Linked DNA regions of Homo sapiens: region 2 is linked to region 1. Evidence: chromatin loops called from intact Hi-C (ENCODE). Cell type or tissue: heart left ventricle. All regions are shown on one strand. Each heading gives the region's core, and the rest is flanking DNA. Links, peaks and the distances in the headings are about the cores only.

The links. Hi-C counts contacts between places; a loop is a spot of excess contacts. Peaks named below come from ENCODE experiments on the same cell type or tissue, not always from the same donor. Only the 100,000 strongest peaks of a DNase experiment are listed, where the experiment ranks them.
Region 2: a loop joins it to region 1, with 2.0 times the contacts of the local background. A loop is called at or near these places in 20 of 110 quality-filtered maps.

What each region holds. Positions count from the first base shown.
Region 1 is chr6:13,359,223-13,362,135 of GRCh38, reverse strand. It overlaps GFOD1 (Gfo/Idh/MocA-like oxidoreductase domain containing 1), which reads left to right. Exons shown (of 2, transcript NM_018988.4): 2 at 1-2,913. Among named protein-coding and RNA genes, the nearest start is that of TBC1D7-LOC100130357, 32 kb to the right of the region's middle. In heart left ventricle, for the core only: no CTCF peak of the experiment used is centred there; a DNase peak (open chromatin) is centred at 1,375; H3K27ac peaks cover 2,225 bases.
Region 2 is chr6:13,405,934-13,408,846 of GRCh38, reverse strand. The region is part of intron 1 of GFOD1 (Gfo/Idh/MocA-like oxidoreductase domain containing 1); the gene reads left to right. Among named protein-coding and RNA genes, the nearest start is that of TBC1D7-LOC100130357, 79 kb to the right of the region's middle. RefSeq lists a silencer at 2,694-2,894. In heart left ventricle, for the core only: no CTCF peak of the experiment used is centred there; no DNase peak of the experiment used is centred there; H3K27ac peaks cover 2,500 bases.

The DNA of each region.
Region 1 (2,913 bases), core at 175-2,674:
GAAACATTGGAATTATTATTATTATTATTTTCTAGCTAGCCTGAAGGGCTCCGATTAAGGATGAAGGGAAAGTAAACAAAATGATTCAATGGGTTTCATTTTTCTAAGTCATTCATAACCTAAATAGGGATATTCCTGGGGTTTCAATTGTATGTTTCTGTACTAAACCATAATACTCGCGAAATCTTTTCCCAAAACTTCGGGTTTTGGAGAGAGGTCCCCACAAAGGCCTCTAAGCTCTGTAATACATATTTAATGTCTAAAACAAAAAATCTCATTTGAAGCTGGGGTATTAGAAAGAACATATATTCTTTAAAAGAGGCATGAAAAAATATTTTAGTGTGTGTACTCAAATTTTATCTACTGAAATGCATGTAGTAGGTAGGTGAAGGAACAAGAGAAAGAAAAGAACTGGATAGTTCATTTTCTTTAAATATAAACTGTAGCAAATGGGTTTGAGATACTCCTTTAGTGCTCCATTTGCCCTTATCCCACCACATGCAAAGACTTGATTTGGGGTAGCTATATGAAGCTGAAATCTCTAGCCTTCAACAGTGTTCTGCAGAAGGACTTTGTTTCAGCCCAGCACCGTTCATCATGCCTTTAGGGGTCTGGGTACCCACAGCTGACTTTGACCTAGGACTAAAACCCAGCAATCTTTTGGCTCCTTTCTGCTTTGTTTAATGTGTTTCAAGGGCCTCGATGCAAGGAGGCAGTGCTTTAAGAGTCTTCCCATTTAGTTCCTGCATGCCTGTTTCGTTCCCATCAATGTGCGAATGGCCTAGATTCCAAGTTATGAGGGAGGGTGTGGGTCAGGGTTCTTACCTGGTATTTAAAAAATGTTTGGGAGTGCCCTGGGCCTATTTGAAAAGTTTGAATCTGTGATCACTGTCAGCTCCTCCAAGACTTCTCCTCTCAACAGACAATTGCATTGTAGGGCACCCCAGACCCCCCTTAGCCTACATGGCAGCAAATACCACTGTGCCAGTTATATCTGGACTCTAGGGTAGTCTTGGCCAACTCCAAGACTGGCCAACTCCAAGACTTGTCCACTGTGTGCAGAGTATTTTAAGTATGTTATCTCATACAATCCATAAAAACAACCCTATAGTGTTGGGTATTGCTATTTCTTTTATACACATGAGAAAATGGAGGCAGTAAGAGGAAGAGGAACTTGTTCAAAGTCACACAACTGTTAGGCAGAAATGAGGTCATTCAAATCCTTAATCTTCTCCTCCAGACCACACTGCCTCCCAGGAAGAGATGTGGGCACCTCCTGTTCTTGCCAGGCAGGAAACCGCTCCTTATCAATGTCTACGGGGTCTGCTCTCACACCCAGGAAGGACTGTGACAAGCATGGACTAACCTGCGGCTCCACTCAGCCTGCTGTCAGCACCCTCCTGTTCAGCAGGATGCAACATCTGATGTTCTGCCAGGAGGCTGTAGAGCTGCACATAGAAGTAGCCAGTGTTTCTTCCCATTCCAAAATGGAAATATCACTCAGCCTTTTTTAAAATTGACTTCCTATGTTCATTTTGATTGTAGGTGATGCAGCAAGCCTCAGGGCTGGGGATTTTCAAAATCTTGTTGGCTGACTATTATAGATGGCCTTGGAATTTGCTCTTGGGGGTCTGAATATAACGTAGGAAAATGTCCTTTCTCAGGGAGTGGGGCTTTAAAGTTCGTTTGTTTGTCACTCCAATTTTAGCTGTGCACTGCACCTTTCTTTGCACCCCTACTCTCTTCATCTTGTCTCATAGCCACAGCTATTGAATTTGGCCTGTGATCATAAGTTGGGTTTCTGATCTGATCTCTTGCATTCTGGTGGGTACTGGGGGCAGAATCAGCTTTGTTAATGATTTTCTGGGCAGAAGGTAAATTCAGCTGCATCTGAAGGGGCTTCACAGTCCAATAGCCGTCCTTTTGTTTTACATAACAGAGAGTGATGGTCAAGGCCACCCACATCTTTAGTGGTAGAGCCAGGACAAAAAGTCAGGTTTTCTGCCTCTTAAGTCTCATGCTGCCTCACATAGCACCTCCAGAGCTCTAGGGAAAGGAGGCTCAGAGAGATGAAGTGACTTGTCTGAAGTCCTGTGGCTAGTGGCAGAGAAGTTGGAATTAGACCTGCATTGGACCTCAATTCGCTGAGCAGTTGCAGGGAAATCTGGAAATCCTTTTTTTTTTTTTTTTGAGACAGAGTCTTACTCTGTCACCCAGGCTGGAGTGCAATGGCGTGATCTCAGCTCACTGCAACACCGCCTCCCGGGTTCAAGCGATTCTCCTGCCTCAGCCTCCTGAGTAGCTGGGATTACAGACGCACGCCACCATGCCCGGCTAATTTTTGTATTTTTAGTAGAGACAAGGTTTCCCCATATTGGTCAGGCTGGTCTTGAACTCCTGACCTTGTGATCCGCCCGCCTTGACCTCCCAAAGTGCTGGGATGACAGGCGTGATCCACCGTGCCCAGCCGGGAAATCCATTTTTTAAAATAAATTCAATTATGTCTTGAATGTACTCAGAAAACGAGCTGTTTAAAATGTCCCATTGTGACTGTAATGTGAACAATGACCTCTAACTTGTATTTTATTTGGCAAGGATGGGGGATGTGCATCAAATCTTCACCTCTGGGATTTCCTGAGGCTTGGTCTACTTGGCTCACCCTCCACCTGCATCCCCACCCCACTCCTAGATATTAATACAAATCTAGCCTTGACACCGCCTACTGCTCCACCACCGCCTACGTTTTTGGCCATCAGAGCCTTGGAGTTTACAGAGCAGAGGCCATGACATTGGGGAGCTTGTTTAAAAATCAATGATCAGAACCCCACATTTTAGTTTCCTTTTGGGGAGAAAGAGGAGGGCCGTGGAAGAAAAGGGGTGTGCAGCTGGAGCGTTATTATGTCTTTCTCAGCG
Region 2 (2,913 bases), core at 141-2,640, 47 kb before region 1:
TCCCAAAGTGCTGGGATTACAGGCGTGAGCCACCACACTGGCCTGTGTTAATTTTTAGAAAATGAACTGTCATTTTTCTAAAAACAATGGAGTAATTCCAAGATAAGCGACTATAGAAGTGAACAAATCTATCAGCCTGACTATTCTCTTAACAAAGCTGTGTTACCCGGGTGAGCACAGAGTACCTTCGGACATGAAATCGCTAAAGGTAGAGGGGCCCGGGCATCAGGTGATCTCCTGTTCATTAACTCTTCTGTTTGCTCCTGGCTGGATTTTATTTTGACTCACTGGCCTACTTTCCTCAGGTCCTGAGTTGTTCACCTGAGCTCCTCATTATCTTTTCTCCCTGCCAGGTCACATGGGGAGGTCCTTGCAGGCAGACATTTTTGCTAGAAAAGCAGCCATCAGTAGAAAAGCTATTCTCGCTTCACAATTAATGCTGTTTTTTAAGCAAAATGTGCCCCTCCTCAAAGTTCCACTGGAAACCATAAGGAGGAACAAGGGGAAGCTTCTACCTCACTGCCCAAGATAAGGAGCTTGCTATATTGTGCGGAAAATTGAGTTAGGCAAAGCGAGGCAATTGGAACTAGGTCCTGCTCTAAGAAGGAAAGGAAATTAACCTTTGCCTGCCATAGTCTGGCCCAAGGCCACATTCAATTGTGTTCTGATCAGGCAGAGGCTATTGCCTGAGCTGGAGAGAGAAGGTGTCACTTCATAAAGACTCTATGTGGAGGATAGATGCTACCGTGGCCGGGCTCTCAGCCACGTTCTTCTGCAGTATGCAGTAGGGAAGGGCACATTTCTCACATGCCTTCACCAGATTATAGTTTTCTGGGAGCAAAGCCAAGTGCTCCCACCTTTGGGTGCTGACCCAAGAAGAGATATTCTGTGAACTTCTGCTCTTTGGTTGGGCAATCTCCGAGAGTCAGTTGGTTGGGTGAGTACAGGGAGGAGGGTGGTTGAGATGGAGTCACCCTATTTATTTCATCACCGTCTACATTAAACAAAGGGTTTGTGTTTGCAATTCTCTTCTGATGAAATCCAGTGGCTCAAGAAAAGCCATCTGACTGAGGCCTATTGTAATAGCTGATCCTCTGAGCCCCATTTGATCTTAACTTTACTCCAAGTTTGCTACATAGAAACTCAGAACTGGGCAGAAGATGACATTTGCACAAAACCCCATTCCCGCTTTTGATTCAAAGATAAGCCCTTTGAACTTGGCCATCTCAGGCAATTTTCTCGGCCATTGTAACAGGGTGTTTTGAAGACACTCCCTAGAGACATAACAAAGGGCTCTATTTTAATGTCATCCTTTATTCCAACTGTCTGGGCCATTCTGGTCAAGGAGTGCTGCTCTGTGCCAGCCTGGGAGTAGGCAGCATACAGAAGAAAATGGGGACAAAGAAAGGCAAGGAGGAAGATGTAGTCTTTGAGGCCCGGGAGCTGGTAGGGGTGTAAGATTCTTCATCAATAAGAAAAGTAGGAAGAGCTGAGGCTGACTTTTCAATGTGAAAGCCAAATGGTGGGGTCATCTATTTTAAGGGTATCCTCCTTTCTTCTCTTCAGCAAATAGATCCCAAGCATACAATTTCAGCTGCAGTAACCCAGATCCAAAATAAAAAGTTCTTCCTCCCATAGCAGTCGCTCTGTAAGCAGTCTGGCAGCTCTATAGTGTTTGGGATCCAGGATCCTCTGTCTTGGCGCCACCATCCCTAGAGTATTGTCTTTGCCTTCATGGCCCAATATAGCCTTATGCTTGTCACACAGGAAAAGGGAAATGGAGGGTGCACCATGGAAAGTTTACACAGCTCTTCCATTCACATCCCATTGGCCAGAACTTAGTCACATGGCCACACTTAATGGCAAGGGAGACTGGGAAATGGAGTTTTTTATTCTTGGCAACCATGGGTCCAGCTGAAATGAGTGGTTCTGCTGCTGGAGAAGGAGAGAACTGACAAGGGCAGAGGAAGGACAGCCAGAGGTCTTTATATTTGCTATCACACTGTGTACAAAATGCCAACATGGGGATAAACACAGGCAGCCAACCAGAACAGGACTGTCAAAGAAGGCCTCCCAATCACCTACTGTCAGACACTTTAAAGGCCCAATGGATGAGAGTCCACTTTCTTAAACCCCAGTTTCAGCTGGACCTTTATTTCCCCTTCTTTGTCAGGGAAATTGAATTTAGAAGTTGAGGTTTGATGAGCTACTCTAGATCTTTGCACTTAGCATCAAGTAAGGAGATGGAAAATATTCCTGGAAGCATGAATTTAAAGCAAATAGAATTCTTCTCTTCTCACTCTCGATTGTGCTCTCGCTCTCTTCTTTCTGCCCTCCCCTCCCGTCTGTTTAGGATTAAGGAGTTGTACAGTCCTAACGTGAATACAGGCGCCCTTTCTGAAGCCGTGTTACCTTGTATTTGTAGAGCGCTTGCAGGCTTTGCACAAGCTGTCCTTCAGAGGGTTTCAGGGCAGGGGCCAGGGGAGGAGGGGTGCTACAGAAAGCTCTTATGTAATGTGGTAAACAAACAGCAAACGGCGTTTCATTTTCCATTAGCCAGAGAGGCATTTTATTTCCACTAGAAATGGGAGCAGACGTGAAAGCAATTAGTGTTAGTGGGTTTATAGTGACGTCCCTGGAGCCAGCAAAATCCTGGGGCCAGATGTCTGTACTTTACTGGTTCCTTGTTCCGAGAACATTTGTGGGTTCTTTCCACCCCTGCCCATCTCCACCTCCTGCCAAAAGGACCCAAAATATAACAGTTGGGAGAACATAATATTCCCTGAATAGCAGAGGCGGGAGGCCTGTTCTTTAGAGATAGAGGATGCTGCCTCAGAAGTTGGGGTGGGGAGGCCAAGAGTGAAAGGAAGATCCTTGCCAATGTCCCCAGGCTCCTCCTGGCCCTGGAACCCT